Linked DNA regions of Homo sapiens: region 2 is linked to region 1. A link is a loop called in an ENCODE intact Hi-C map of the cell type or tissue named here. Cell type or tissue: endothelial cell of umbilical vein. All regions are shown on one strand. Each heading gives the region's core, and the rest is flanking DNA. Links, peaks and the distances in the headings are about the cores only. Region 1 overlaps ABHD6 (abhydrolase domain containing 6, acylglycerol lipase). Region 2 holds the start of LOC107986091 (a long non-coding RNA gene).

Region 1 (10,679 bases), core at 7,851-10,350:
GGGCAGAGGCTGCACTCTGGGCACTTTGGGAGGCCAAGGCAGGCGGCTGGGAGGTGGAGGTTGTAGCGAGCCGAGATCACACCACTGCACTCCAGCCTGGGCACCATTGAGCACTGAGTGAACCAGACACCGTCTGCAATCCCGGCACCTCCGGAGGCCGAGGCTGGCGGATCACTCGCGGTTAGGAGCTGGAGACCAGCCTGGCCAACACAGTGAAACCCGTCTCCACCAAAAAAATACGAAAACCAGTCAGGCGTGGCAGTGTGCACCTGCAATCGCAGGCACTCGGCAGGCTGAGGCAGGAGAATCAGGCAGGGAGGTTGCAGTGAGCCGAGATGGCAGCAGTACAGTCCAGCTTCGGCTCGGCATCAGAGGGAGACCCTGGAAAGAGAGGGAGAGGGAGACCGTGGGGAGAGGGAGAGGGAGAGGGAGAGGGAGAGCAATTTTTTATTTTTTGTAGAGATGAGGTCTTACTATGTTGGCCAGGCTGGTCTCGAACTCCTGGGTTCAAGAGATCTTCCCACCTCGGCCTCCCAGAGTGCTGATATTATAGGTGTGAGCCACCACACCCAGCCCAGGAAAAGTTTTTGACCATTTATATGAATATTCTATCTAGGAAATCGCTGAAATGGTTCCCACAGATGTGCATATCTCATCAGGGGGTCGTTCAGTAGTTGCACATACCTCTGGGTGGCCATGGAGAATGATGGATTTGTAACGCTAACCAGCAAACAGTGCCAAAGCCAGCAGCTCATATGGGTATTTTTGCCTGTGAGTTGTGGTTTCTGATATCTCTCCAGGATAGACACTCAGTTTTGCCTGGGCATGATGGTGCGTACCTGTCATCCCAGCTACCTGGGGGGCACTGAGGTGGGAGGATCACTTGAGCCCGGGAGGTCAAGGCTGCAGTGAGCCATGATCGTGCCACTGCACTCCAGCCTGTGCAACAGAGCGAGACCCTGTCTCAAAAAAACAAAAAAAGACACTCAGTTGGGAGTTTCCACTTTTTCATGCTGTTTTCACCTATTGACTGCATCTGCGTTTCTTCTGAGTGTTTCCACAGTAGCTGGGTGTTATTCCTGCTCAGTGGGTTGCCGTGGCAGCCTTAGCTGTGAGTGAGTGACAAGGCAGAGGTTTCCATTTCCTTGGCTGGAATTAGCTGTTAAGCTCCCCATTAGCTGTTCCTTTTCCTGGTCCAGGGATGCCCTGCAGGACTCTTTTCCTTGACTGAGGCATCGTCTTACCTTAACTCCCCAGTGGGCAGAAAATCTTGGTTTTAATAATTTGAGTTGGTGAGAATAGAGCAAAGACACAGAAGGTGCTTGAGTTTGTTGGGGCTTTTGCTTTTGCCGTTAAGGATGGGGAGGAGGGGCCCTCTTGTCTAGGATGAATTGAAGGTAAAGGCAGCTAAGAGAAGGGGAGTGAATGCGGATCCACTTCTGAGGGAGGATGTTGGGGAAAAAGATGGAGGTGGATTGGCATAGTAGCTGGGAACCCAGAGGAAAAGGAGAGGAAATGAGTTGTTTGAAAAGGATCAGCCCTGGAAAAGTTCTGGCTTTCATGTTGGAAAAGCATTCCCCATATCTGCAGAGGTTAGAGCCAAGAAACACACAGCTCTGGGGATCCCCAGAGGACCTTCAAAGAGACCTCCAGCTGGGTGCGGTGGCTCAGGCCTGTAATCCTAGCACTTTGGGAGGCTGAGGCAGGTGGATCACCTGAGGTCAGGAGTTCGAGACCAGCCTGGCCAACGTGGTGAAACCCCATCTCTACTAGAAATACAAAAATTAGCTGGGCATGGTGGCGGGCACCTATAATCCCAGCTACTGGGGAGGCTGAGGCAGAAGATCACTTGAACCTGGGAGGCGGAGGTTGCAGTGAGTTGAGATCACGCCACTTCATTCCAGCCTGGGCGAAAGAGTGAAACTCCTTTTCAACAAATAAAGAGATACCCCCAGCTTGTGATAATTAGCCTTCCCCTCTTGCATCCTTCCTACAGCTTGGGCTGCCCTAACCAGCCACAGGGCCAGCCTGATCAAGTCACTCACCTTAACACAGCCTGTGGTTCCCCATGGTCCGTGTGGCTGTAGGAGCAGCGCCCTCCTCTCTGCCCCTTCTCCCCACCATGCCACCCCCACTGCCCATGTGCTTGGTGTCTCAGCCGCCGTGCTCCTTGGTGGCCCCTGCACTCGCCATGATCTCCCACCCTGTGCCATTCCCACATCCGTGAATGCTCCTCCCCTGTCCCCTTTCTGCTCTCCCGGGACTCAGGAACGAGGTCTTCCCTCGACCCTGCTCATCCCCTGTGCTCTCTGACTTCCCCACCATACCATAACCTCCTCAAGGGCAAGGAACGTTTGTTTTCTACCTCAGTATTGCTGACATCAGCCCAACTCCTGGCACAGAGTTGCAGAATAAAACAGGAGGCATCATGGTTACTTCCATTCAGACAGCCACAAGCCCCAACACCAAAGGGACTTGGTCCTAAAATTCACATCCTCCTGCCCCACTGACCCCTGCCAGGCCTTGGTGGAAGTTCTGTCCACAGAGTGCACACGTGGGTGTCTGAATCTTTGTGTATCATCCAGCTCCCTTTCTTGCCCAGCAGGTGCTGGATGTGTCTGGGGCAGACATGTTGGCCAAGTCAATTGCCAACTGCCAGGTGGAGCTTCTGGAAAACTGTGGGCACTCAGTAGTGATGGAAAGACCCAGGAAGACAGCCAAGCTCATAATCGACTTTTTAGCTTCTGTGCACAACACAGACAACAACAAGAAGCTGGACTGAGGCCCCGACTGCAGCCTGCATTCTGCACACAGCATCTGCTCCCATCCCCCAAGTCTGACGCAGCCACCACTCTCAGGGATCCTGCCCCAAATGCGGTCGGAGCGCCAGTGACCCTGAGGAAGCCCGTCCCTTATCCCTGGTATCCACGGTTCCCCAGAGCTTTGGGGACCACGCGAAAACCTCCAAGATATTTTTCACAAAATAGAAACTCATATGGAACAAAATAAGAAACCCCAGCCATGAAATCTACCATGAAGTCTTCAAGTTCATGTCACTGAGAAGCTTGTGCAAAGCAGCCACCTTGGACCATAATTAAATCAAGGACATTTTCTTTGAGACATTCCTTATAGTTGGAGACTCAAGATATTTTTGTTGCATCAGGTGTATTCCCTTGCATGGGCAGTGGCTTTTATAGGAGCATTAGTCCTCATTCGCTGAACCCTGTTGTTTAGGTCTAATTTAAGTTTTACATAGAGACCCATGTATGACTGCAGCCCATTGGCTGCAAGACCAGGGAGGAAAGTGGCAAGCTGTAGAAAATGTTTACACGCATGGAGGGGCATTGCTCTAGCCCTCAGAGCGTCCGGAGCAGCAGGGTACATGGGTGGGAGGTTCATTCAGCACCCACCAGTCAGGTATGTTCTGAGTGAACCCACAGCAGTCGCAGAATGAGCACCTGGCAGGGTGGGTTTCCTAGGAATAATTTATTATTTTTAAAAATAGGCCTAATAAAGCAATAATGTTCTAGACATCTGTCTAAGTAATCAGACTCAGGTTCCACACACAAGCAACAACTCGTGGGCCTCTTTTCTATTTCAATGTGCTACTAAGAACCCTTGGATGTAACATACTAGTTAGTTAATGAATTCTGTGAATTCTGTGAAGAGTAATGTGATTGAAAATAAGTCTAAACAGCTGTAAAAGTGACCACAATGACATGAAATAAATTTAATAAGTCTAGATCAGCAACATGCAGGTGGTTTCTATTTCTGAACTCCTAATTAGGTGCAATGTTGGCAGATTTTCTGTTAACTTTAAAATGTGTTTTTTAAAATAAGGCTTGTTTAACAGGCTTTGGAAGTCTTTGCATGGATGATTTATTAGGTTTAAGGAATCATGTTTGCAATTTTTATCCAGTTGAAATTGTATATCAAAGGCCAGGTGCAGTGGCTCATGCCTGTAATCCCAGCACTTGAGAAGGCCGAGGTGGGTCGATTGCTTGAGGCCAGGAGTTCAAGACCAACCTGGCCAACATGGCAAAATCTTATCTCTACTAAAAATGCAAAAATTATCTGGGCGTGGTGGGACACACCTGTAATCCCAGCTACCTGGGAGCCTGAGGCATGAGAATCGCTTGAACCCGGGAGGCGGAGGTTACAGTGAGCCGAGATTGTGCCATTGCACTCCAGCCTGGGCAATAAGCGCAAAAATCCATCTCAAAATAATATAATAATAATTCACTGGAAATTGTATATCAAAAAAGGCAAGAGTCATCAAAATATTCTTTTTGACTCTTTCTGTAGGATTTAGGAGCCCTAAACTCCCCAGGAGCTTCACTCTTTCCAATTTTTTTTTTACAGAAAATCTACAGCCAAGTCATTCTGGGAATAAAGTGAGATAAACTTTACAGTTTAAATCTGAATTCAGGACTGTGTTTGAATATTTCAGTTTACCAGAGAAGAATGGAACTTAGAGCTTAAAAACAAGAAGAAGATATGAAAATATGACATCAAGCTGGGCTGCAGCTAAAGCAGTGCCTCAGAGGGAAATTCATAGGCTTCAATACGTATATTAGAAGGGAAGAGGCTAGGTGGAGTAGCTCACACCTGTAGTTTCAACACCTTGGGAGGCCAAGGCGGGAGGACTGCTTGAGCCCAGGAGTTTGAGACCAGCCTGGGCAACATGGCAAGACCCCATCTCTTATATAAAAAGAAAAAAGGAAAGAAAAATCAATAAATTAAGCTTCTAGCTCAAGAAATGAGAAAATAAATAGTATCAAAGCCAGAGCAAATTAGAGGGAAGAAACACAGACAAAAACAAAAATCAATGAAGTAGAAAAGAAAGTAGATATTAGACATTTTATTTGTTCCAATTTCCTATATTCACCAAGAATTCTGAGCATAGTGGGAGAGGGGTTCAGTGTTGGTGGGCCTAGGTGATGAGAGATGGTTTCCTCAGGATCAATGAGGAAGCCCCAGACCTGGGATAAGTACCTCAGATCAGAAACCGTACAGGATACAGGAACTCTTATGCTCTGGGTTGAATACCAGCTAAAGATGACATCAAAAGCAGTCCCTGAACTGTGCCCACCATGGGGTCATTCAGGCGGGGTGTGTGCCATCCATCCGAACCCAGGACAGTAGGCAGGTTCTGCATCTGGACACAGCTTCCATCTCCTCTGCTGTCACCAGAAAGCACTGACTACAAGTTGTGAGCAGAGAGTATGAAAGAGTCATTTTGAACTATAAGGTGGGTTTTCAGGTTCTCGCTTGGTGCTGCAATTCTGGGTGCACTCGGAAGACCCTTGTGCCTCACTTCCTGCCTCTGTGACTATAGCGAGCCTGCTGGTTACTGCCAGCTCTGAGTCCCCCTTGCCACACACCCCCTGGGCTCTATGGTGTGTGCCTTTGATGACAGTCGGGAAGAAGAAAGTACTCATTCATCACAGCACCCCCTGAAAGACTGCCAGGAACTTCTGAAATAACAATGGATAGCCCCAGGAATCACAGCTGCAGCTGGTCTCTCGATCTCACTGCCTGGAGTTGGGGCCTTCAGGGCCGCTGTGGGCAGACCCTCCTGGTCAGGTGTTGAAGAAGGACAAGCAGTGGTGAGAACTCAGTTTGCAGTCAGTCTGGGCTCCTTGTCCTGGACAGAGGTAACACTAGGAGTGAGTGATGTAACAAATGCATCAAACTGATGAGACTGCCTGTGTAAGCCTGTATCTTCCATTTGAGCCCCAGTGAGTATTCTTGTTGCTTTGCCCAGAGGAAATTCTCAGAACGTATGTTAGGCCAGGCTGGAGGACTAAACTATGTGCCAGGGGCTATTCTAAGTGTTTTCACGCAGCCCTGTACATATGACACTGTGCCAGTTTTTCAGCAGAGGTACCGAGGCATGGAGTGGTATTTTGTCCAAGGTCACACAGCTTATGAGGAGAGGGAAGCCTCTCGGTATATAACTAAAGGTAATGGTAACACGTGAAAACAATGCTTTTACCTGTTCAGGCAGGAGCTGTCCCACATACCTTACCAATCCACCTGGGGCTCCATTGGCTCACCCAGACCAGGCCAGTGTGTGGCAGCTTCAGCCGTAGATTGCTGGGGCCACCCTTCCTGGCTTGAGCCCCCATTGAAGAAGGTCACCCGGTTGTTCATTCATCATAGTTAAGGACTTCCAACTGCCCAGCCTCCTGCTGGACAGGAAACAGAACCCACCTGAATTCCGACATCATTCTGCTAAGGACATATCCAGGGACAGCTTGCCCTCTCCACTCCAGCCTCTTTAACAACCAGGACTGGTGTGTCATCTACTTTGGAAGGGCTCGTTCACCTTGCTGATATCCTCTCCCTGCCCCCATACTCTGGATATGAGTGTTGTTTGTTCCCAACAATATTCTCCTTTGGGAGAAGTCTCGGCTCAGTCTCATTGCCTCTCTGGGGTCTGGCATGGAAAGCAGTCAAGAGATGTGGCCTGGCCAGGTGCAGTGGCTCACGCCTGTAATCCCAGAATTTTGGGAGGCTGAGGCGGCTGGATCACCTGCAGTCAGGAGTTTAAGACCAGTCTGGCCAACATGGCAAAACCCCTTCTTTACTAAAAATACAAAAAGTTTGCCAGGCATGTTGGTGCACACCTGTAGTCCCAACTACTCAGGAGGCTGAGGCACAAGAATTGCTTGAACCCGGGAGGTGGAGGTTGCAGTGAGCCAAGATTGCGCCACTGCACTCCAGCCTGGGCAGCACAGCAAGACTCTGTCTCAAAAAAAAAAAAAAAAAAAAAAGAAAAACAAATGTGACTGCTCCTAGCTGCTGCTTCAGAAGCCAGCCCTGAAGCTCTGCTGGGGTCTGCCCAGGCATCTTTTAAAGGGATTGCTTACTGGCCAGGGGCTATACCTGCCTTCAAACACATTTTGGGTCTAATATTTATAATAAATGCTGAATGTAGGCCCCCTTATTTACTTTCCAAGCCCTGGATATTGTTCTTAGGACCATGGGTTGCTTAGGTAACTACCACCGTTCTAAAATGGTGGCTGCAGATTTTAACACGTGCAGGCCCCAGCCTTCTGCTTTGGAGGAGCCATCACCTTTCAGCTCTTCCAGCATCACCCTTCAACCACAGACTGGACCTTCTCATCAGCCTTTTCTCCCTCCCCAACCCCAAACTGGGTGCTGTTCTTGCAATTTCTCCATTTCCTGAAAGGAGACAAAAAAGTAGAGGGTTTTTTTTAGAGGGACGGGGCTGGTCACAGATAGGGCAGTGGAGATATCCTCAAATTACCTGCCAGGTGACAGTCCTGGGGCTGGCTCTTCTGGTGTCCCCAGCTGCCGCAGGGCTCTGGGGCCCAGTATTTGCTCCCTGGGGCTGGTACCAACCAGGGTGTGGACTTGGGGTTGCCTGTGCTGGCAGTGGGAGGAGAGTCTTGTGACCATCATCAGCCTAGTCTGGCAGAGGGACAGAGGGAGAGGACAGGTGACTGCTCGGGTCTCCTTTCAGCAACAGGACAGTCCCTCTCTCTTGGCTCCTGGAGGAACCTTCCCTTCATTGGTTTCTGGATCTTAGGGTCTTTAAATCCTCAAGGCAATGAACAGGCATCTGAGGCCATACCAGGAGCTGCAGCAGGGGGTGGAAGAAGGAAGAGTTCGTAGGGGCAGTAAGGGGGTAACAATTCCAATGACCAAAGGCCAAAGCTGGCTGGGTCGGGGGCAGGTGACTTCCTGAAGGACAACTGGAAAGGTGGCTGCCAAGACAACCCCTCCCCAAAGCTCTCAGGCCAGACGTGATTTGAATTCAGAAGCGTTTCGACCTGGAAAGGTATCACAGTGTGTATACCATGTATCATGTGATGCCCTCTGCAGGGTCTGGGGCCACCACACATGGTCAAATAAATGCATTTGTATTTCTGCCATGCAATGTATGTGTAGCCACAGTAAGTGGGACAAAAGCTGTAAGCCTCACCTTAGTTCAGATTAAGCATTGGCGCTGGATGAAGATACTTGGTTTCCAGTTGTTTTTTTTTTTTAGGATTTCAGATAAGGGATGGGAGCCTGCTTTCTAGGTCCGGCTCTCCTGCCTTGGGGGTGGGCTGAGGAGGCATTTTTTTCTTCCAGCATGGAAGGCGCAGCATATAGATAGGTCCATAGATCCCTCTTGTGCCTAACTATGTAAGTAGCAGGTCCTGATTTTTATTTAATAATTATTAGTGTTACCAAAATGATGCTCTGTCACTTTAAAAGAAATCAAACAAAAAGATTGCTTAAAAAAGGAGAGTCTCCTACACCCTCTGCACAGCCCCACCCTTCCCCCATCAGTCAGTCCATTGGGGTTTCTGTGCATTTGCACACATACATACGGGTAAGCAGTGTAAAACTGGTTGGCTTTGTGGATTTTTTTTTTATAACACAATTGGGGCTATGCTAGACATTACTGTTGCCCACTCCTCCTGCTCTTTTCCCTGGAGCTCTTCTAGGTCCAAACCCACAGAGCCCTCAGGTTCCTATAACAGGGATGCAGAGTCCTCCAGAGAAAACGGGGTACAAATCTCTTTGTAAGGACCTCTTTGAACCCCCAGGAGAAGGTCTCTGAATTTGAAGAAAGGATTTAAGGCCCCTCCAGAAACGGGCTGCTTTATTACAGGGTCGTTATCCCCTCCCCAAAATCTCCCTTCCTGGGGCCCTGGAGCCATTTTTTTAGGAGGGAGATTTCTAAGATCACTTCCAAGGAAAGTTTCCTCCGTCATTTAAATACAGTTCAGAAATGCTGGGTGAGACAAAGTTAAACAGCATGGCTCCAGCTATAACCCCCAGACAAGCAGGGGAATGACTGAAGGAGAAAAGATGTCCTCCAGTAGCTGCTGGCAGAGGGGTGGGTGCTGGGGCAGGGGACCAGGCTGTCTTGCTGTTCCCTGGGTGATGGGGGTGGTTTTGATGGTCTAGGAAAGGGCTTTTAGTCTTTTTTACCATTGTCTGGTGCACTGCCCCCAGAGTTCCTGCCCGAAACGGGTGTGCTTATGTCCTTCCCAGGTCCCCTTTACTGACTGCTGCATCCACCCCCCACCTGCTGGGTTGGCTGCCCAGTTGAGCCACCCTCAGATGACTGGAGGTGCCTGCGAAGCTATACCTTTTCTCCTCTTATGTCCAAGTGTTGCCAGATAAAATACAGGATGCCCAGTTAAATGTTAATTTCAGATAAACAACAAATACATTTTTAGTATAAAGATGTCCCACTCATTGTTTATCTGAAACTCAAATTTAACTGGGAATTCTGTATTTTTGCTTGTTTTTGCAGAGAAAAAACAAACAAGATAGGTGTGGTCCACAGCTCCCTCTTGTGCCTAACTACGTAAGTAGCAGGTCCTGATTTTTTATTTAATAATTATTAGTGTTACCAAAATGATGCTGTCACTTTAAAAGAAATCAAACAGCCGGGCACGGTGGCTCACACCTGATCCCAGCACTTTGGGAGGCCGAGGCAGGCAGATCATCTGAGGTCGGGAGTTAAAGACCAGCCTGACCAACATGGAGAAACCCTGTCTCTACTAAAAATGCAAAATTAGGCCAGGCGCAGTGGCTCACTCCTGTAATCCCAGCACTTTGGGAGGCCGAGGCAGGCAGGTCATCTGAGGTTGGGAGTTAAAGACCAGCCTGACCAACATGGAGAAACCCTGTCTCTACTAAAAATGCAAAATTAGCCAGGCGTGGTGGCGCATGCCTGTAATCCCAGCTACTCTGGAGGCTGAGGCAGGAGAATTGCTTGAACCCAGGAGGTGGAGGTGGAGGTGAGCAGAGATCGGGCCATTGCACTCCAGTCTGGGCAACAAGAGCGAAACTCCGACTCAAACAAAACAAAACAAAACGAAAAACAAAAAACAAATTAGCCCCGTGTGATGGTGCATGCCTGTAATCCCAGTTACTTGGGAGGCTGAGGCAGGAGAATAGCTTGAACCTGGGAGACAGAAGTTGCAGTGAGCTGAGATTGTGCCATTGCACTCCAGCCTGGGCAACAAGAACAAAACTCTGTCTCAAAAAAAAAAATCAAACAAAAAGATTGCTGAAAAAATGAAAGTCTCTTACACCCTCTGCACAGCCCCACCCTTCCCCCATCAGTCAGTCCACTGGGATTTCTGTGCATTTGCACACATACATACGGGTAAGAACTCCTGGGTTCAAGCAATCCTCCTGCCTCAGCCTCCAAAAGCACTGTGATTACAGACATGAGCCGCCGTGCCTGGCCTATCCTATATTTTTATTTGCTAAATCTGGCAACCCTATAGGTAGCAGCCAATGACACCTATAGAAGGCTTGGCCCCCTTGCCTCAAAGCCTAGAAGCTTCCTTAGTATCATTTATGCTCCAGGACTCCCCATGGGATCCAGCTGAGGCTAGACTCAGCTGAATCTGTTACTGAAACACCAAGTGTTGCTTCTAGGTCCTGCTGCTCACCAAAGAGAAAGCTAATCACTGAAACAATGAATATTGCCAGGGAAGAAGGCTTTCTTTGAGAGCTGCTGCTGTGGACATGGGAGATCAGTCTCAAATCCATCTCCCTGACTGACTAAAATTAGGAGTTTATACAGCAGAAATATAACAAATGCAGGAAAACAGGAATCAGGGAAGGATAAGGAAGGGGAGTTGGTCAACAGAAAGCAGGTCGTGGGAGACAGGCAGTCATGAAGGGTGAAGGGT
Region 2 (10,679 bases), core at 3,109-5,608, 83 kb before region 1:
CTAGCATTAAAAACGAGCTAATGTGTAGAATAAAGAAAGTCAAGTAATCTGCTTTTTTTTAATTTCCAGCTTTGACAATTTGACTATGAACTTGAAAAAATAAAGTAAACCTCTAAATAGTGGTTTCTGCATAGAAACTGCCCTTGAGGACTTAAAAAAGAGTCACATGAACAGATTAAGAGATGGACCCCATTCTCGAATTAGCACATCCATTGAATGAAATTGGACCTTTTAAAAAATGCCTGGATTCTGGAAGGAAAATTCTAACGGCCAAATTTAACTGAATCCAACTAGGTTCAGGTGCTGCATTAGGGCTTTCTGTGTTTCATCTCATCCCATACCTGCCAAGCCCTTCCTACGGCTACTTTATTTTAGAGATGAGCAAAGTGAGGCTTGTGCCCAAGGAAACAGAGCTAGCATGTGGCAAAGCTGAGATTCAATCTCAGAGTGCTGACTCCAGATTAATCTTCTCACCCACTGAACCAGGCATACCAAAACCTTAATATGGAACACTCCAGGGTGCAGGGAGGGATGCAGGGAGGAGATGAAAGGAGGACTTCCACTTTTTACTCTATATACTTGTATATTGTTTGATTTTTTTTTTTTTTTGCAAAAACATGTACTTCTTTAGTAATTACAGAAAAAGAAAAAAGTGCTAAAATCTTTTCATTCTTTTAAGCAGGTTAAACAATGCCCATGCAAACACGTTTTCTGTCTTTGTGTGCAACTTGGTCAAAGGAAGCTTTCCCCTACCTCCAAGAGTCATTGACCCCACCTCCAGAAGGTTCACTCCAACCCCTCCATGTAATACTGGAGGACCCAGGGAAGGCAGAAACCCTGTCTCATCCTTCAGTTGGCTTCTCTTGCTGGGAATTGGGAATTTTGAGGCACTTGCCTAACGCCTGCTGACAGCCCCGGGGTCTCCATCTTCGGGATGAAGTTTCCTGCTCCATATACTTGCAAACACCAGTCTCTAAGATGCACCTGGAAGAAAAGATAAATATGCATCATTCTTTCTTGGAGATTTAGAATGCACATTAGCATATTAAATGTTCTGAAAAGTCCTGTAATTATAAAAAGCCGCTTAACTGTGTTGAAACAGGGTGTCCAAAATTTATTGTCTGTGGAGTCCTTTTCTTCATAGAATTCCTTGGACTATCTTGAGCAACATCCACTCTTGGGAATACTGTCCTTGATTGTGCAGTGACAATCAGATCCCCTCAAAGTCTCAAGCTCTTGTCCTGGTCAGTAAGTCCCTGCTGAAGAGCTCCATGCATGTCACATGAGTGGGCTGAAACGAGGATCAGGAGTTCAGTCACATGGCCCCCATACAGCCATCCACTATGGGCCCTGATGGGACAAGAGTCAGTGGAGAGTGATATGTTGCGCAAAGGCTACCTTGGAATTTGAGAAAAGCAAGATATGGAGATTTCAGGAGGAGCAAAAGTGTCATAGGCTGAGTCACCCAAAAGCAGCAAGAAGAAACAAGAAGTCTGTGGGAAAGTCTCCACTCCTGGCAGAAGACAAGCCTCGTGACCCAAACAGGTGTTTCCAGTGACTGATGCTGGTCTTTGTCCAAAAATGAATGAGCATTAACAATAATTTTGTAACATATGCAAAATGCTCCATCGTCATGTTTCACAACCAGCTTAGAGTTTGCGGGGAGGAAGGTGCATTAGTTAAAGTTGTGTAACTATGACAAACCTCTCACCTTTGCAGGGTTGTTTCCAGATGATGACACACTCTGGGTTTCAGCCTCACACACTATCTTCCACACAGGGCTGTGCCTGGACCTCAAGAGTCACTTTCTGAAGGGCAGGCCTGCTCTGATTAAAATCTTTCCAGGGCTTTTATTGGTCAAAGAGCAAACTTCTTAATGTAGCCTCTACCTGCTCACATTTCCCAGGTCATAACACTCTACTCCCCTCTTCCTCCCCTACTGGTCTGCCCTTGCACTGCCTGGCTTTCGGTTCCCCCCTCAGGGCCTTGGCACAGCTGTTCTCTCCGCCTACAGGGCTCTTCCTTCCTCCAGCCTCAGGGCTCAGCTTAAATGTCACACCCTCAGAGAAGCCCTCCTGGCCTCCTGACCCCATCAGGGTCTTCCCTCGTCTTCTCTCTCATGGTGCCCAGGTTTTTCACATCATGGCATGCATTGTAACATCTTATTATCTCTGAGCTTGTGTGTTTCCTTGTCTAAAGTTGTCTCTCCACCAGGCTGCCACATAGGGGCAGGGGGCACCTCCGTGTGTCTGTGCTGCCTGGAACAGGATTGTCATGTAGCAGCAGATGCTCATAAATCATTGCTGAATGCGACGTATGATACTCTAATGGACTCCAGAGACCAAGTTCTTTTTTTTTTTTTTTTTTTTTTTTTGAGACAGGGTCTCGTTCTGTCACCCAGGCTGGAGTGCAGTGGCACAATTTCAGCTCACTGCAGCCTCAATCCCCCAGGCTCAAGTAATCTAATCTTCCTACCTCAGCTTCCCAAGTAGGTGGGACCACAGGTGCATGTCACCATGCCTGGCTAATTTTTGTGTTTTTTTTGTAGAGACAGGATTCCACCATGTTGCTCCGGCTGGTCTTGAATTCCAGGGCCCAGGCGATCCTCCTACCTTGGCCTCCCAAAGTGTTGGGATTACAGGTGTGAGCCACCACGTTTGACCTAGAGACGGGGTTCTTGATCACAGTGTGGGTGTGGTACCAAGGGAACTCAGCTTCCCTGGAAGCCACGGGAACCCCCAGCCATAGAGACAAAATGTAATAATAACAAAAACCACAACAGTATCTACCTTTCATGGAGCACTAAGTGCTAAGTGCTCATGTAACTTTCTGACTCGGGAGCATAGCATAGAGCAGGCTTCTCAGCCTTGGCACGATTGACATTTGGGGCCAGATAGTACTTTGTTGTGGGGACCATCCTGTGCATTATTGGACACTTAGCAGCATCCCCTGCCTCTACCCACTAGATGCCAATCACATCCCCCAGTTGTGACAACCAAAAATTTCGACAGATGTTGCCAAATATCTCCGGGGGCTTGGGGGTCATCTCACGTCGGGAATGCTGATGACGTTAAAGCATATACACTTTTACTTACTGGCTGTTCAGCCCTGGACAAATAACCAAACTTCTCTGTGCCCTTTTCCTCACCTTTAACATGGGGTAATAGTATCTCTTACATGGTAGGGCTGTGAAAATTTAGAGAGGTTATAACTAAAGGGCAGACTCAGCACGGTGCCTGGCCCTCAGGGGTACTCAGTTGGGGTGATACTCTGTTTTCAGAATAAACTGCAAAGGAGCAATTGCTATCCTCATTTTACAGATGAAGAAATTGAGACTCGGAGATAAAGAAGTTGGTCTCCAGTTGCTGGCTGTGAAGTGACATCAAAAGCAGGCATTTGACTGGGTGCAGTGGCTCACATCTGTAACCCGAGCACCCTGGGAGGCCGAGGCAGGAGCCCACGAGTTCGAGACCAGCCTGAGCAACATAGCGAGAACTTGTCTCTACTAAAGATAAAAAAGTTAGCCAGGCATGGTGGTGTATACCTCTGGCCCCAGCTACCCTGGAGGCTGAGGTGGGAGGTTGGGAGGATCACTTAAGCCCAGGATTTAGAGGCTGCAGTGAGTTATGATTGCACCACTGCATTCCAGTCTTCTAGGCTGGGTGACAGAGTAAAACTCTGCCTCAAAAAAAAAAAAAAAAAAAGCAGGTATTTACGTCCTCAGGATTAATTCCTTTTGTCAGTCCTTTCTTTATAGGTACAAAAGGGCCTAATTGCAAACTCTGAGCTGGTGGCGATACGACTAATGGATTAGATCTGTCAAGACAGGACTAGGGCAAGGCGAATGAGACACTAGCCTTAGGCACAAAATTTAAGGAGTTACCAAATAACTCAGTAATCAAGCTAAATAACATTCAATGCAATATTTTGAAAAATCAAAAATTAATGAAGAAAAATCCATGATGAACAAAGTAACAAAGTAAAGACACGATCTGCCCCTGAACTTGTACTTGACCCTGTCTCATTAACCTCACCCTAATCTTGCCCTTGGAATTTGCAGATTTGTGAAACCACACCCAGTGGGCACAGCTGGCGGCCAAAGCCTGTCGGTGCCTATTCAAAGGATGACATGGGCGAAAACATCGCCCTCTTCTGTCTGGCAATGAGCACTGCTCCTCTTCTGGGGAGCCAGGTTAATCTTTGCCCCTGAAGGCAGCATCTCAGTGCTAGAAGTCTTTTCCCAGACCACAGTGCTTTTCTCCTTGATCCCTTCATGAGACATGTGGGTAAAAAGGTTGCAGGCAGTTCAAACGATGCCATTGGAGACCCCGCCTCATCCCTTGCCACTGGCCGCTGCACTGCCCTGGATCCATAGCCTTTTTCAGTACCACCCATGCCAACGCGCCAGGACTTGTCACCACGTGGGTGGCAGATCTGAAGCAGCCTGTAACTATCAAGTTGGCCTTTCCAGGCTGACCACAAGGGTGCATGGTGAGGACACAGGACCGAGAGGCAAAGGGCTTCTCACAGCGCCTGACGTGGGAACCAGCAGGGAGCTGGCTGCTGGCCGAACTACCGTTTCTTATTCTTCCTTTAATGGTTTTTGTCACTTCCTAGCTTCCTCTTATTTATATATACTTTACTTTTTATTTTGAAATAATTTCAAATGTGCATAAAAGTTGCAGAAATAGCACAAAGAACTCTTAAATACCCTCAACCCACATTTACCAAGGAACGTTTTGCCACATTTGTTTTGTCACTACTTTTCAATATTTACATATTAATTTTTTTATAAGATGGAGTCTCTCTCTGTTGCCCAGGCTGGAGTGCAGTGACGTGATCTCGGCTCACTGCAATCTCCACCTCCTGGGTTCAAGCGATTCTCCTGCCTCAGCCTCCCAAGTAGCTGGGATTACAGGTGCACGCCACCATGTCTGGCTAATTTTTGTATTTTTAGAAGAGATGGGGTTTCACCATGCTGGCCAGGTTGACTCTGAGACACAGGAAGCCGATCATAATTTAACAGCTTTTTTTTTTTTTTTTTTGAGATGGAGTCTCACTCTGTCGCCCGGGCTGGAGTGCAGTGGTGTGATCTCAGCTGACTGCAACCTCCGCCTCCCAGGTTCAAGCAGTTCTCCTATCTCAGCCTCCTGAGTAGCTGGAATTACAGGCACACACCATCACGCCCAGATAATTTTTGTATTTTTAGTAGAGACAGGGTTTCGTTATGTTGGTCAGACTGGCCTTGAATTCCTGACCTCAGGTGATCCCCCTGTCTTGGCCTCCCAAAGTGCTGGGATTACAGGCATAAGCTACCGTGCCTGGCCTTAACAGCTCTTAATAACAGTAGCTAACATTTATTGAGAGCTTGCTATTTGACACTCCTTTCTGCATTTGATTTGGGGGTATTTTCCCTTTGGAACATACTGTGTAGTGTGCTTATGTTGGATTAAAATTGTAGCGATACAGGCATGCCTTATTTTATTGTGCTTTGCTTTGTTGCACTTTGCAAATATCGCATTTTTTACAAATAGAAGGTTTGTGGCAACCCTGCATCGAGCTAGTCTACTGGCATCATTTTCCAACAGCATGGGCTTACTTCACGTCCCTTTGTCATATTTTGGTAATTCTTGCAATATTTCAAACTTTTTCATTATCATTATGTCTTCTGTGGTGATTAGTGATCTTTGTTGTTACTATTGTAGTCATTTAGGAGGCACTGCGGAACCATGCCATATAAATAGATAAATGTGTGTTGTGATCACCAACCAGTCACTCCCCCATCTCTCTTCCTCTCCTCAGGCCTTCCTCTTCCTTGAAACATAACAATATTGAAATTAGGCCAATTAATAACCCTACAATGGCCTCTAAGTGTTTGAGTGAAAGAAAGAGTTGCACATCTCTCAGTTTAAATCAAAAGCTAGAAATGACTAAGCTTAGTAAGAAAGGCATTTAGAAAGCCAAGACAGGCCAAAATCTAGGCCTCTTGGGCCAAACAGCCAAGTTGTGAATGCAAAGGAAAAGTTCTTGAAGGAAATTGAAAGTGCTACTCCAATGAACACATGAATGATGAGAAAGAAGAACAGCCTATTGCTGATGTGGAGAAAGTTTGAATGGTCTGGATGGAAGATCAAACCAGCCACAACATTCCTTTAAGCCAAAGCCTATTCCAGAGCAAGATCCTCCCCAACTGTCTTCAATTCTGCAAAGGCTGAGGGAGGTGAGGAAGCTGCAGAAGGAAAGTTGGAATCAGCAGAGTTCGGTTCATGAGGTTTCAGGAAAGAAACCATCTCCATAACATAAAAGTGCAAAGTGAAGTAGCAAATGCTGATAGAGAAGCTGCAGCAAGATATGCAGAAGATCTAGCTAGGGTAGGTAACTGATAAAGGTGGCTGCTACATCAAACGACAGATATTCAGCGTAGACAAAACAGCTTTCTATTAGAAGAAGATGACATCTAGGACTTTTTTAGTTAGAGAGGAGAAGTCAATGCCTGGCTTCAAAGCTTCAAAGGACAGGCTGGCTCTCTTGTTAGGGGCGAGTGGAGCTGGTGACCTTAAGTTGAAGCCAGTGCTCACTGACCTTTCTGAAAATCCTAGGGTTCTTTTTTATTTTATTATTATTTTTGAGACAGAGTTTCACTCTGTCACCCAGGCTGGAGCGCAGTGGTGCGATCTTGGCTCACTGCAATCTCTGCCTTCCAGGTTCAAGTGATTCTCGTGCCTCAGCCTCCCAAGTAGCTGGGACTACAGGTGCACGCCATCACCCCTGGCTAATTTTTGTATTTTTAGTAGAGACGGGGTTTTACCATGTTGGCCAGGCCAGGATGGTCTCGAACCCCTGACCTCAAGTGATCCATCTGCCTTGGCCTCCCAAAGTGCTGAGATTACAGGCATGAGCCACTGCACCCTGCCCAATCCTAGGGTTTTTGAGAATTATGCTAAATCTACGCTGTCTGTGCTCTACAAATGGAACAAAGCCTGGATGACAGTACATCTCTTTACAGTGCAGTTTACTGAATATTTCAAGCCCACTCTTGAGACCTGCTGCTCAGAAAAAAGGATTCCTTTCAAAATATTACTGCTCACTGGTAATGCACCTGGTCACCCAAGAGCTCTGATGGAGAGGTTCAAGGAGATGAATGTTGTTTTCATGCCTGCTAATACAACATTCACTCTGTAGCCCACAGATCAAGAAATTATTTTGACTTTGAAGTCTTATTAAGAAGTACATTTTGTAAGGCTAAAGCTGCCTTAGACAGTGATTCCTCTGATGGATCTGAGCCATCAATTGAAACTCTTCTAGAGAGGATTCAGCATTTCTAGATGCCATTAAGAACATTTGTGATTCATGGGAGGAAGTAAAATATTTACATTAGTAGGAGTTTGGAAGGAGTTAATTCCAGCCTTCATGGATTACTTTGAGGGATTGAAGACTTCAGTGGGAAAAGTCACTACAGATGTGATGTAAATAGTAAAAGAACTAGAAGTGGAGTCTGAAGATGTGACTGAATTGCTGCAACCTCCTGATAAAACTTGAACAGATAAGGAGTTGCTTCTTGCAGATGAGCAAAGACAGTGGTTTCTTTAGATGAAATCTACTCCTGGTAAAGATGCTGTAACATTTTTGAAATGACAACAAAGGATTTAGAATATCACATAAACTTAGTTGATAATGCAGGGTTGGAGAGGATTGACTCCAATTTCAAAAGAAGTTCTACTGTGGGCAAGATGCCATCAAACAGCATCACGTGCTGTAGAGAAATCTTTTGTGAAAGAGTCAATCGATGTGGCAAATTTCGTTGTTGTCTTCTTTGAAGAAACTGCCACTGCCACTCCAACTACCACTCTGATCCATCAGCAACCATCAATGTCGAGGCAAGCCCCCTCCATCAGCAAAAAGATTATGACTCGTTGAAGCCTGAGACGATCATTAGCATTTTTTAGCAATAAAGTATTTTTAATCAAGATAGGTACATTGTATTTTAGACATAATGCTCTTGCACACTTAATAAACTACAGTATAGTGTAGACATAACTTTTTTTCTTTAATATAGTCTTGCTCTGTTGCCCAGGCTGGAGTGCAGTGGCATGCTCATAGCTCACTGCAGCCTTCACTCCCTGGGCTCAAGCGAGCCTCCCGCCTCAGCCTCTCTAGTAGCAGGGAGTACAAGCATGCATCACCATGCCTGACTAATTTTTGTATTTTTTGTAGAGGCAGTGTTTTGCCATGTTGCCTAGGCTGGTCTCAAACTCCTGGGCTCAAGCGATCCTCCCTCCTTGGCCTCCCAAAGGTGTGAGCCACTGTGTCTAGCCAACATAACTTTTATATGCACTCAGAAACCAAAAACCTTGTGATACTCACTTTATTGCAGTGGTATGGAGCTGAGGCTGCAATATCTCCAAGGTGTGTCTGTAACAGTGGCTGTGGGTTCTGACCTGTGGTAGACCCATATTACACATCTTTACATGGACTCGGTCCTTTAAACCTCACAACTACCTGACTACTATTATTCTCTTCATTTTACTGATGAGGAAACTGAGCTTCAGAGAGGGCAAGTCACCTCTCCAGGTCTCACATCACATCTGGTAAGAGGCGTGGCCAGGACTGTTTGACACCAGAGTGTGACCACCTGGTCAGTCTCCTATAGCATTTCTTCTCTGGCACATAACAGTGACAAGGCCCTGCCACTATTCCAGCTCAGAACACTGAGAACAATCCATGTCCCTGACCCCAGATTCCCAGCAAATGGAAATGCTTTCTCTCCATATTCTGAAAGCTTCTGTGTGTCCCATACATACATAAGGAGCCTGAGGGCTTGGGGGACACCCTGGCTGTGAGCAGAGGGCCCCAGAAAATCATCTGTTGTTCTTTGGGAGAAGGCTTCCCTCCTGAATCATCATGCATTAGGCATGATCTATAAATTTATCTATAAATCTATCTAAAACCACACCAGTTCTAAAGACAAGGTTTGCAGTGCAGGTAGGAGCACGTGTAAATCCTTAACTACACAGTGACTCATGAATGATTTTCCAGGCAGGAATTGTTGGGAGCCAAAAAGGCCAAAGGGATTGTGACCAGCTCAGCATTCCACTGGACGCTATATGATCAAACAGCAAACTGTTTATCATGAATGCAGGATGTGAGCAAACTCACACTGCACCTGCCACTGAAAGGTTTGCTGAGGGCCAACACTCCCTGGGGGCCGGGCTCCTTGAAGTTATCTACTGAAAAATCTAGCACCTATCATACAAAGGATGCAGTCTTGCAAGCCTGCTGTGAACCAAATGGCCGACTGACAATTACCCAACAACCACCACCCCCTTTTCTCGTTATCTCTTTTACCAATAAATACGGAAGGCTGTGTAAAGCTCAGGGCCCTTGTCTACTAGAGGCAAGGTGTCCCTGACCCCTTCTTCCAAATATACTCTTATGTCTTTGTCTTTTATTTCCGCATTCCCCCTCTTTGTTCAGTCCACCAGGTCCGTGCAGGCTACAAGGAATCCCATTCCCAGGAAGGGATCTCCCCCTCCAGGGGCAGAGCCTACTCCAATTTCATTCCAGAACCAGATTTAGATGCAGGCCAAGGTCATTCCTATCATAAGACCTTAAAAAATCAGCCCTGGGCCAGGCGTGGTGGCTCACTCCTGTAATCCCAGCACTTTGGGAAGCCAAGGCAGGTGGATCACTTGAGATCAGGAGTTCGAGACCAGCCTGGCCAACATAGTGAAACCCTGTCTCTACTAAAAATACAAAAATCAGCCAGCCATGGTGGCACGTGCCTGTAGTCCCAGCTACTTAGGAGGCTGAGGCAGGAGTATCACTTGAACCTGGGAGGCAGAGGTTGCAGTGAGCTAAGATCTCACCACTGCACTCCAGCCTGGGCAACAAGAGCGAGACTCCATCTCAAAAAAAAAAAATTCAGCCCAGGAGATTTTTTGAAACAGCTCTTGGCCTGGGACTTGAGATCATTCTGAGCTGTGGATGTTTTTGTTTTCATAGAGACGGTATCTCCCTATGTTACCCAGGCTGGTCTCAAATTTCTGGGCTCAAGTGATCCTTCTGCCTTGGCCTCCCAAAGTGCTCAGATTACAGGCGTGAGCCATGGCACCTAACCTGCGCTGTGGGTTTTTGGATTTGTTGTTCACTCATTTAACAATTTACCCTTCTAAGTGTAGAGGGGGATACAAAGATGAACAAGACAGCTCCTGCCCTTGAGGGCCCAGAGTTGAATAATTAGTTGGACTTACCTTTGGTTTCACTGAGTTTTCTGTGCCTCTGAGCTATCATTCTATATCCAGTGGCCACAAAACTTGTCATGATTTTGAATTACCAATGTAAATCTTGGACTCAAACCATCTTGAGCTCCATTGGCCGCCAGTTTATCTGGACTATTATGATGTCTCTGGCTGAAGTGTTGGGGAGGGCAACTGACCATACTGGTTCCCTCAAACCTTAGTGGGGTTCCCAGGATGCTGAGCTTCCAATGCTAAATCAGAACAAGTCCTGAGCAAACCAGGATGAATTGGTCATCCCAGTGTTGGGAACAGGGGCAGCAGGAGGGGAACAGGTGGGTGGGGAGGAATTATAATAGCTAACACTTATTTTGCTTAATAATGTAATAATACTTAGAACAAATGTATGAGGTAAGTACTATCATAGCCCTATTTTATAGAGGT

The links. Hi-C counts contacts between places; a loop is a spot of excess contacts. Peaks named below come from ENCODE experiments on the same cell type or tissue, not always from the same donor. Only the 100,000 strongest peaks of a DNase experiment are listed, where the experiment ranks them.
Region 2: a loop joins it to region 1, with 14 times the contacts of the local background. A loop is called at or near these places in 11 of 110 quality-filtered maps.

What each region holds. Positions count from the first base shown.
Region 1 is chr3:58,290,984-58,301,662 of GRCh38, forward strand. It overlaps ABHD6 (abhydrolase domain containing 6, acylglycerol lipase), which reads left to right. Exons shown (of 10, transcript NM_001320126.2): 10 at 2,606-3,751. The coding sequence ends at 2,782. Among named protein-coding and RNA genes, the nearest start is that of RPP14, 9.9 kb to the right of the region's middle. RefSeq lists an enhancer at 1-437. In endothelial cell of umbilical vein, for the core only: a CTCF peak has its summit at 9,304 (motif pointing left); a DNase peak (open chromatin) is centred at 9,288.
Region 2 is chr3:58,213,213-58,223,891 of GRCh38, forward strand. LOC107986091 (a long non-coding RNA gene) reads right to left here and starts at 1,803. Exons shown (of 3, transcript XR_007095932.1): 1 at 1,712-1,803; 2 at 1,090-1,350; 3 at 1-984. RefSeq lists enhancers at 1,337-1,386, 1,577-1,636, 3,891-4,394, 4,233-4,412, 4,395-4,897 and 1 more. In endothelial cell of umbilical vein, for the core only: a CTCF peak has its summit at 4,172 (motif pointing left); DNase peaks (open chromatin) are centred at 4,169 and 4,459.